Linked DNA regions of Homo sapiens: region 2 is linked to region 1. Evidence: read pairs that join two places in POLR2A ChIA-PET (ENCODE). Cell type or tissue: IMR-90. All regions are shown on one strand. Each heading gives the region's core, and the rest is flanking DNA. Links, peaks and the distances in the headings are about the cores only.

Region 1 (5,383 bases), core at 103-5,102:
AAATGTACATACCTTAATTTTAAAATATTTTATTGCTACAAACTGCTAATGATCATCTGAGCCTTCAGCAAGTCATATTCTTTTTGCTGGTGGAAGGTCTGGCCTCCATGTGGATGGCTGCTGACTGATCAGGGTAGTGATTGCTGAAGGTCGAGGTGGCTATGGCAATTTCTTAAAATAAGACAATAGGCCAGGCGAGGTGGCTCATGCCTGTAATCCCAGCACTTTGGGAGGCCAAGACGGGTGGATCACGAGGTCAGGAGTTCAAGACCAGCCTGACCAACAGGGCGAAACCCCGTCTCTACTCAGGAGGCTGAGGCAGAGAATTGCTTGAACCCGGGAGGTGGAGGTTGTAGTGAGCCAAGATCACACCACTGCACTCCAGCCTGGACAACAGGGAGAGACTGTCTCAAAGAAAAAGAAAAGACAATAAAGTTTGCCATATTGATTGACCCGTCCTTTCACAAAGATTTCTCTCTAGCATGTGAACATTTTACTCACAGTAGAACTTCTTTCAAAATTAGAGTCAATCCTCTCAAATCCCACAGCTGTTTATCAACGCAGTTTATGTACTACTCTAAATAGCTTGTTTTGTCATTTCAACAATGTTCACGGCACCTTCACCAGGAGTAGATTCTCTTTCAAGCAACCACTTTCTTTGCTCATCTACAAGCAAGTCCTCATTCATTCACGGTTAATCATGGGATTGCAGCAATTGAGACACATCTTCAGGCTCCAGTTCTAATTCTAGTTCTCTTGCTAGTTCTATCCAATCTGTAGTAGGTTCCTCCATTGAAATCTTTTTTTTTTTTCTTTTTGAGACGGAGTCTCGCCCTGGCACCCAGGCTGGAGTACAATGGCGCAATCTCGACTCACTGCAACCTCTGCCTCCTAGGTTCAAACGATTCTCCTGCCTCAGCCTCCTGAGTAGCTGGGATTACAGGTGCCCGCTGCCACATCCAGCTAATATTTGTATTTTTTGTAGAGACAGGATTTCATCATGTTGGCCAGGCTGGTCTCCTGACCTTGTGATCCACCGGCCTTGGCCTCCCAAAGTGCTGGGATTATAGGCATGAGCCACCGCCTGGCCCCTCCATTGAAATCTTAACCCCTCAAAGCCATCCTAGAAGGCTGGAATCAACTTCTTCCAAACTCCTATTCATGTTGCCATTTTAAGCTTCTCCTATGAATTGCAAATGTTCTTAATGGCATCTAGAATGGTAAATCTTTTCCAGAAGGTTTTCAATTTACTTTGCCCAGATCCATAAGAGGAATCTCTATCTATGGCAGCTATAGCGTTATAAAATGTATTTCTTAAATAATAAGACTTGAAAGTCAAAATTACTCCTTGATCGACCTGGTGTGGCGGCTCACGCCTGTAATCCCAGCATTGTGGGAGGCCGAGGGGGGTGGATCACGAGGTCAGGAGATTGAGACCATCCTGGCTAACACGGTGAAACCCTGTCTCTACTAAAAATACAAAAAATTAGCTGGGCGCGGTGATGGGTGCCTGTAGTCCCAGCTACTGGGGAGGCTGAGGCAGGAGAATGGAGTGAACCCGGGAGGCGGAGCTTGCACTGAGCCGAGATAGCACCACTGCAGTCCAGCCTGGGCAAAAGAGGGAGACTCTGTCTAAAAAAAAAAAAAAAAAAATTACTCCTTGATCCATAGGCTGCAGAATTGATATTGTATTAGCAGGTATGAAAACAATATTAATCTCCTTGTACATCACCATCAGAGCTCTTGGGTGACAAGGTGTGTTGCCAGTGAGCAGTGATATTTTGAAAGGAATCTTTTTTTCTGAGTAGTAGTTCTCAACAGTGGACTTAAAATGTTCAGTAAATCATGCTGTAAACAAATGTGCTATCATCCAGGTTTTGTTATACCATTTATGCAGCAAAGGCAGAATAGGTTTAGCATAATTCTTAAGGGCCCTAGGATTCTTAGATTGGTAAATGAGAATGAGGTTCAACTTAAATGCTCCATTAGCCTCTAACAAAAAAGCCTGTCCTTTGAAGCCAGGAATTGACTTCTCTTCTCTAGTTAGGAAAGTTCTACATGGCATCGTTTTCCAATAGAAGGCTGTTTGATCTATGTTGAAAATCTGTTTGTTTAGTGCAGCCACTTTCATCACTGATCTTAGCTAGATTTTTTGATAACTTGCTGCAGCTTCTCCATCAGCACTTGCTGCTTCACTTTGCACTTCTATGTTACGGAGACAGCTTCCTTCCTTAAACCTCATGAACCAGTCTCTGCTAGCTTCAAACTTTCTTCTGCAGCTTCCTCACCTCTCTGGGCCATCACAGACTTGAAGAGAGTTAGAGCTGTGCTCTAGTTTAGGTTTTGGCTTAAGGAGTTATTGTGGCTGGTTTGATCTACTATCCAGACCACTGCAACTTTCTCCATATCAGCAATAAAGCTGTTTGGCTTTCTTATCATTCATGTGTTCACTAGAGTAGCATTTTTAATTTCCTTCCAGACCTTTCCTTTGCATTCCCAACTTGGCTATTTGATACAAGAGACCTAGCTTTTATACTATCTCTGTTTTTAATGTGCCTTCATCACTAAACTCAATCATTTCTAGCTTTTGACTTAAAGTGAGAGATATGGTGAAACCCTGTCTCTACTAAAAACACAAAAATTAGCCAGGCATGGTGGTGCGTGCCTGTAATCCCAGCTATTCCGGAGGCTGAGGCAGGAGAATTGCTTGAACTTGGGAGGCAGAGGTGCCGGTGAACTGAGATGGTGATACTGCACTCCAGCCTGGGCAACAGAGCGAGACTCCATCTCAAAAAAGAAAAAGAAAGAAAGAGTGAGAGAGAGAGAGAGAGAGAAAGAGAGAGAGAAAGAGAGAGAGAGAGAAAGAAAGAAAGAAAGAGAAAGAAAGAAAGAGAAAGAAAGAAAAAGAAAGAAAGAGAAAGAAAGAAAAGGGAGAGAGGGACAGAGGGAGGGAGGGAATGTAATCAGTAAACATAAATCTATCCACCCAAAAAGGGCATCAAAGCCAACTTTATAGTGAGTTTTTACTAAATTAAAAAAAAAAAAAAGGCCAGGCTCAGTGGCTCATGCTGGTAATCCCAGCTACTTGGGAAGCTGAGGCAGGAGGATTGCTTGAGGCCAGAAGTTCAAGGCTGGAGTTAGCTATGATCCCACCATTACACACCAGCCTGAATGATAGGGCGAAACCCTGTCAAAAAAAGGAAAAGATGGCCGGGCGTGGTGGCTCATGTCTGTAATCCCAGCACTTTGGGAGGCCAAGGCAGGTGGATCACAAGGTCAGGAATTCGAGATGAGCCTGGCCAATATGGTGAAACCTCATCTCTACTAAAAATACAAAAACTAGCCGGGTGTAGTGGCGGGCGCCTGTAGTCCCAGCTACTCAGGAGGCTGAGGCAGGAGAATCGCTTGAACCCGGGAGGCTGATGTTGCAGTGAGCCGAGATCGCATCACTGCACTCCAGCCTGGGTGACAGAGCAGGACTCTGTCTCAAAAAAAAGAAAAAAGAAAAGAAAAGAAAAGAAAAAAGGAGGCCAGGCATGGTGGCTCATGCCTGTAATCCCAGCACTTTTGGGAGGCCGAGGCAGGCAGATCACGGGGTTAGGAGATTGAGACCATCCTGGCTAACATGGTGAAACCCCGTCTCTACTAAAAATACAAAAACAAAATTAGCCGGGCGTGGTGGCGGGCACCTGTAGTCCCAACTACTCGGGAGGCTGAGGCAGGAGAATGGCGTGAACCCGAGAGGCAGAGCTTGCAGTGAGCCGAGATCACGCCACTGCACTCCAGCCTGGGCGACAGTGGGAGACTCCTTCTCAAAAAAAAAAAAAAAGAAGAAAGAAAAAGAAAAAAGGAAAAGACAAACAGCTCTAATACCAAAGTTGATAAAGGACAACGTAAACAAGAAAAATTATAGTTTAATCTCACTTATTAACATATATTCAAAAACCCTGTGAAATATGGAAAACTTAATTTATCACCATATTTTAAAAAGTAATAAATCATGCAGAGGTATGATATACCCTAAGGATACCTGTACCATTAAAAAAAAGATTACAGTTATTTAACAAAACAACAAGTAAAGAGGAATGACAATCAGATCTTCGTAGTGATTTCAGAAAAACATTTACTAAAATTCTACACCTGAGGTGGGCGGATCACGAGGTCAAGAGATCGAAACCATCCTGGCCAACATGGTGAAACCCCGTCTCTACTAAAAATACAAAAATTAGCTGGGCATGGTGGTGCATGCCTGCAGACCCAGCTACTCAGGAGGCTGAGGCAGGAGAATCGCTGGAACCTGGGAGGTGGAGGTTGCAGTGAGCTGAGATCGCGCCACTGACTCCAGCCTAGCAACCAAGCAAGACTCCGTCTCAAAAAATAAAAATAAAATAAAATAAAATAAAATTCTAGACCCATTCGTGATAAAAACAATTTAGCAAATTAGGAATGAATTGGTTCTTCCTTAATATAAGTTTTAAACAAACAAAAAACCCACAAAAACTATAGCTAACATCATGGTGAAATACTGGACACTTCTTGATTGTCAGAAAAAAAGATAAGATATTGATTTCACAATTTCTTTTCAACATTGTACTGGAAGTTCTGCACTGAACGTTGAAGAAAGAAAAATAAATCGGGGGGCATGGAATGTCATCTTGGCATCCACTACTGTTAATATAGGAGGATGAGTGGTTTTACGGAAGGAACTGTCTTTGTTTAGGAAATTCTCTTGCTAAGTTACTAGTGGGGAAGCGAGGGCTCAGGCCAATGCAACGAGAAAAGGTAGTTCAACAGCTCTCTGCTGGAAAGAAAGAGCATTTGGGCCTGAGAAGATGAGACTGAAGGGAGTGGAGAGGACGGGCTCTATTGCTTGAGGCCAAAGCCCAGATTTAGAAAGTGTCAAAGGATCTTGGGGTCAGGTGTTCTTAACATTCCATTTAAAGTTATTTGTATTTCCATGAATAAGTCTCTTTGCTGTCACCAAAATCTTTAGTAAAGGCTTCTACACATGGTAACTTCTGGGAGTGATCTTTTTGGTGGAGCTTACAAAAAAAAATGAATGCATTTCCTATCTTGCTGGACATGATGCAGAAGAGGGAAAAATATAAAAATGGACAGTCTCAATCCTAAAATAACTCAACAAAAAAAAAAGGAGAGGAGCTCAGAGCTAGAGATGACCATGATAACCTAAGTGCCCTGATAAGTCACAAAAATGTGGCACATTATAGTAGCAAAAGATACAGAATAGCAGTTCAAGTAAATTTATGGAGATATTGCCAGGCGTGGTGGTTCACGCCAGTAATCCCAGCGCTTTGGGAGGCCGAGGCTGGCAGATCATGAGGTCAGGAGTTTGAGACTAGCCTGGCCAATATGGTCAAACCTT
Region 2 (5,383 bases), core at 74-5,073, 350 kb before region 1:
GACTAAAGAATTTTAATCTGAAGGAAACTTACTTAAAGACCATCTAGTCTAATCCTCTAATTTTGTTTTTTTGGAACCTAGGTCCCGGGATGGTAAAATTGCTTGCCTTAATTTTCTGAAAATTCTATTCCAGTGCTTTTCCTGTCTTAAAATCTTGCATCAAAAGTTGACATCAAGATATACTTTGGGTTCAGTGGTTCTGTGATCCCAATGTCTGTTTCCTGGGGCTTTTAAACTGATGATAGCAATAATTAAATTATAAAAAACTGTAATGTGTATGCACAAAAACATGCATGACAAGCATCACCTGTTCTTATTAAGTTTATAAGTGAATGACCCAGATCAATAATTTGGATGAACACATAGAAGAATATAAACTTTTGTAAAAAGCACACACACACACAAAGAATATAGAAGGATACACACACACACACACACACACACACACACACACATATATATACACGAGAAACCTGTTAGATGTTAAAGACAAATTCAAAATTTGTGATTTTATTGCTTCAGTTACCAAGCAATTTTTTTAGAAATTACACTTATATCCCTTTCTTCTTGTATTCAATATAAATCTAAAACCACATTTGATGTGCTTTAAAACCAATAGGTTCTTTCCACTAAACAAGCTGATTCCTAAGAAAGTGTAAAATAAAGAAGTCAAAAATAGTTTTCTTACTTGTAAAGCTTTCTAAGGAAAAAGGTTTAAAGAGAATCTTGAAAACCCCTGGCTAAAGTATATTTCAGATATTATCAACGATATTTTCTTATCTATTTGTCAATGTTTTCCATTTGCTGATTTGATTGAATTCCTGCCCATTCATCTTCTCATGGGAAAACAAAAATTAAAACCAGCTTTACATAAAGAATTGTGTGTGTTTGTGAGTGTGTGTGTGTTGGTCCCCATCTTTATTACCCTTTCTCTGGTAACGGGTTCCAGAGTAGTATTCAGATCACATTAGAAACCTCATTCTCCTTTCCTGCTATCTATTCCCAAATTTTAAATGCATACTACTTTGGGCCATCATCAGTGAATGGTGGAAAGAGTACAAGCTTTAAAATCCAACAGACCTTTGAAACCAGCCTTCCCCAACTATTAGCAGAATAAAATAAATTTTCATTTTCTCTTGTAAAATACATGTATAATGTCATAGGATAATTGGACAATTAATGAGATAATACATATAAAACATCTAGTGCAATGCATAAAAGATAATACCCCGAAAAATGGCAATATCATGATCATCTTCAGCAATAACTGACAACAGCTGCAATATTTAAAACAATGAAAATTTAAAGAGGAAGAAAACAAAATTCCATCTTTAAGGGACTTTCAAGCCAAATGAAGAGGCCCAATCTACTCATCTGGAGATGAGTGGCAGTGGAAGAAGAAAGAGCCACCCACCAAGTAAAGGGGATAGGAGAAAAGAGAAGAGTTCGAGAGGAAGGGGTGGTCACAGTTGGAGAAACTCCCTGGAGCAACCAGAACTTGAATTGTGAACTAAATTGCAAGTCAGGCTTGAATATACACGGGGGAGCAGGAGGGTCATTCCAGGCAGAGATGTAGCTGTGGCATAAGCTAGAAGATGCGTCTTGTGGGTCTGGGTGAAGCAGGGCAAGTCTTCATGTAGGAACCATGATGGGCAACTAAGTACAATTCAGACTGGGCAAGGCTTGAATGTCAAGCTAAGAAGTTCAAGCTTATCCTTCAGTGGCTGAGGAAGCATTGAACATTTCTCAGCAGGCAGCAATATATACACAGTGGTCGCTGAGGAAGAGTCAGTGGCAGGAAAATTTGAAGGTAGGGTGAAAGGAGAGGTGCTGAAGGTATGGAGACCACAGTTTTAACCTACATGGTGGGCTGGATCCATGTGCTATTTCACTCTGGTTAAATACGCTACACTGGAAATGAAAGGGCGTACATAGTATACAAAGCAAATGCTTACTCTTTGTCCACCGAATCAGAGAAAAAAGTGGCAAAGTGACGGTGCAGACCTTCTTAGGGTTACACAGACAGGGAGGAAGGCACAGCCCAGAGAAGTAGGCTAGGGAGAAGTAGGGGCCAGGAGGCCAAGCCTTTAGCAAGGTTTGAATCTGTGGTCAATCTCAAAGGATTAAAAGGCCGGTAAGCAGGATTATAAACAGGGATTAAGGTCCTGGTAATGGACAAGGCAGGTTGAGGCTTCAGCAGGGATCAGAGCCTAGCTAAAGAAAAGCCTAGGCCAAGAATGGGAAGGCCATAAGAACATATCATAAGAAAGTCTATCTCTATCTGATCCAGCAAAAAGAAAACTTAGATTGTATATTAAGTTATTCAGGTCTTTCCTTATAATGATGATGATTCTTCTAAGTATAAAAGGCAAGGGTCAATCAAGGTAGGTAGGTAGGTTCTCATCTCCTACACAGCTGTATCTTCAGTTTTAGAAGATTCATCTCTTCCACTTCCTGCTGCAGCCACTGTGTACCCCGAATGGCTTAAGGGCTTGGCGCCTCTGTGTATGAAGCCTGAGTTCTGACTCATAAGTCTTAAAAAGATATCTAAGGCTGACTCCTCCATCCTGGGCTACAGCTGCAAAGAAGACAGACACATCCCTTGCTTTTGCAGAGCTTACATTCTAGTGCACAAGTGGGGAAAAGGACAGATTACTTTAAAAATCAGGCAAACAAATGAAAGATAATGTCAGAGATAAAGAGATTTAAAAAGGCAAGACTATAAACGTGATGCTGGAGAGTACGGGGACAGAGCTGGGAAAGGCTATTTTGGATTGTGTCATCAAGAAGGTGAAAGCTGAGCAGAGGGGAAAAGGAGTTCTAGGGACAAACAGCAAGAAGGAGCTTGTATTTCTGGAAAAGAAAGAAATCAGCGTTCAAAGAAATTACTATGGAGGGTGATACAATATGAGCACCAATTACATGCCAGGCACTGTGTGTGGCACTTGGCATTCATTATATCCGTCATCCTCCAAACAAGCCGTCAAGTTATTACTGTTTATACTTGATAGAAGAACACAAATAGGTTCATAAAAGCTAAATAAGCTGCCCAAGGTGAACAGTTAACAAATGGTCACACCAGAGTCCAGGTAAGCTTTGGGCCAGAAGCTTGGAAAATGGCTGGATAAAAAGACAGAGAGCAGGAGCCCAGGCCTGCTGGGTAGATGATGAGCCCTGCATTAAGGGACAGGAGCAAGAGCAGAAGAAATGTATAAGCCTGTGTGATGCTATAGGGCATTCGCAAACAGGACCTGGTGGACTAGACATGGTGAGGGATTAGCCTATAAACCTGAGTGTGTTGCTAACACTTAGAGGAATGGAGAGCTCTAAAGGGGGTCTGGGCTTTAGCGAAAGACACTGAACTTGGGTTTTAATGTGTTGACCTGATGGGATCTAGGTAGACAGGGAACAGCTGGGTAAAGAAGTCCCGACAGGTGGGTAAAAATATGAAACTGAAATTCAGAAGAAAGGCTGGCCCTTAAGATGTGGATCAGGAGTACCTCGGCCATATGGTCGATCAGCAGCATTTCTGTGTTTTCCTGTAAGGGATAGTAGTATCCATGTTGGCTTCAAAAGCATACTAATCTTTCTCCAACCTTCAGGAAACATGCAAGAATTCTCTCTGCCACCATCAACATGACTAGCTCCAGAAATAGACAGACAGGCAGGCACACAAACACACACACACACACACACACACACACACACACATACACACGGTGAATTTAGTTTTAAGTTAATGGCCCTACTACACAGACATACAACAAAATGACATGTTATTTAGATTCAAATGCTCAGAGTTAAAATGCTATGAAATCATATGGGCTTTGATTTTTTAATGTTATTCAATTGATGTCATTAAAACAGAGGAATTAGTCTTGTAATTATTCCCTGATGAGTTCTGCTGTCTGTCTGAAAAAAAGAAAAAGCACTCATTTCTGTCCCCAAACCAACTTATTTGGAGGAAAATTAGATGGGTTAAAGACAGCAAAAACCAAGTTTCAACATGCATGTGGGGAGAGGAAGAAAATGCATGTCAATAATACAGAATGCCCTGCCAGTCAATCTGAGCCGTGCCTTCCATTCAGATTGTGTAGTCTGGCTGATGCAGCAGTGAGGATGGATCTTTTCTCTCCTGTTTTAGTGTGCTAGCCATTCTTAGCACCCTAACACTTCATTAACATGCTAATGTGTGACAATTATTTTGTGCAAGTACCACCATATCTATTTTTTTAAAGTCACTATCAACCACAGCCAGAATGCAGGACATAATTGCTGAAAAATGAACCAAAATACTAACTCACGCCATTATTAATGAGAAAACAAAAAGCTGCTCAAGAGATTTTTTTCCCCCTTTCTGTCTTATGGCTCTGGCAGGTCAATCATTCTTTGTGTGATCATCACTGAAAAAAGAATCTGATTTGTCTGGAAGCATAAGCAAACCTTAACATTAACTCTACCAAGAGAAAGAAAGGCAGAGTTAGACAGTTCTCTCACTGTCTAACTCTGTAATCTTGAGCGAATCATTCCTTATAAGATAATAATAAAAAAAAAAACTAGTCCCTCACTGATGACTAGTTTTCTTATTTATACAGGTTGAGTACCCCTTATCTGAAATGCTTGGGAACAGAAGTGTTCCAGATTTGGGATATTTTTAGATTTCAGAATATTTGCATTACCGGTTAAGCATCCCTAATGTAAAAATCCAAAATCCGAAATGCTCCAACGATCATTTCCTTTGAACTTTAGGTCAGCATTTAAAGAGTTTCAGGTTTTGGAGCATTTCAGATTTCAGGTTTTAGAATCAGGGATTCTAACATTATCTGACATTATCTTTAAGATCTCTTCTAACATAAATATCTGCAATCAAAGGATATTACTACTTTAACAACGGCTAAACCCTCAATTTTTATTTTAAAATCATTTTATGGATTGTGTATATTATTTGTCTTCATCTTTGATTGGCTTCAAGTATCAGAAAGAACACCTGTACCTCTATGGAGAATCATTGAACTCTAATAAGGTACATGAAAGATGCTGAGATAAATGGAGAGACAGTAAAAGCTCCTAGATGGAATAACTTACCAAAAATATGTTAGTTCTTCAATTTTCATTTATAAATTCAATAACATTCAAATCAAAATTCAGTTGTAGTTGAGGAACTGATTCGATTGTATTTATTTCAAAATTTATATATGGCCAGACACGGTAGCTCACGCCTGTAACCCCAGCACTTTGGGAGGCCAAGACAGGCAGATTACTTGAGGTCAGGACTTCAAGAACAGCCCAGCCAATACAGCGAAACCCCGTCTCTACTAAAAATACAAAAATTAGCCAGGCATAGTGGTGCGCGCCTGTAGTCCCAGCTACTCGGGAAGCTGAG

The links. ChIA-PET counts read pairs that join two places held together with the same protein. Peaks named below come from ENCODE experiments on the same cell type or tissue, not always from the same donor. Only the 100,000 strongest peaks of a DNase experiment are listed, where the experiment ranks them.
Region 2: POLR2A ChIA-PET joins it to region 1 with 8 read pairs; 3 of 35 experiments call an interaction of 5 or more read pairs at or near these places.

The regions. Positions count from the first base shown.
Region 1 is chr6:21,638,785-21,644,167 of GRCh38, reverse strand. No RefSeq gene overlaps it. Among named protein-coding and RNA genes, the nearest start is that of CASC15, 25 kb to the left of the region's middle. In IMR-90, for the core only: no CTCF peak of the experiment used is centred there; no DNase peak of the experiment used is centred there.
Region 2 is chr6:21,989,496-21,994,878 of GRCh38, reverse strand. All of the region lies in intron 6 of CASC15 (cancer susceptibility 15), which reads right to left. Among named protein-coding and RNA genes, the nearest start is that of NBAT1, 160 kb to the left of the region's middle. In IMR-90, for the core only: no CTCF peak of the experiment used is centred there; a DNase peak (open chromatin) is centred at 2,538; H3K27ac peaks cover 146 bases.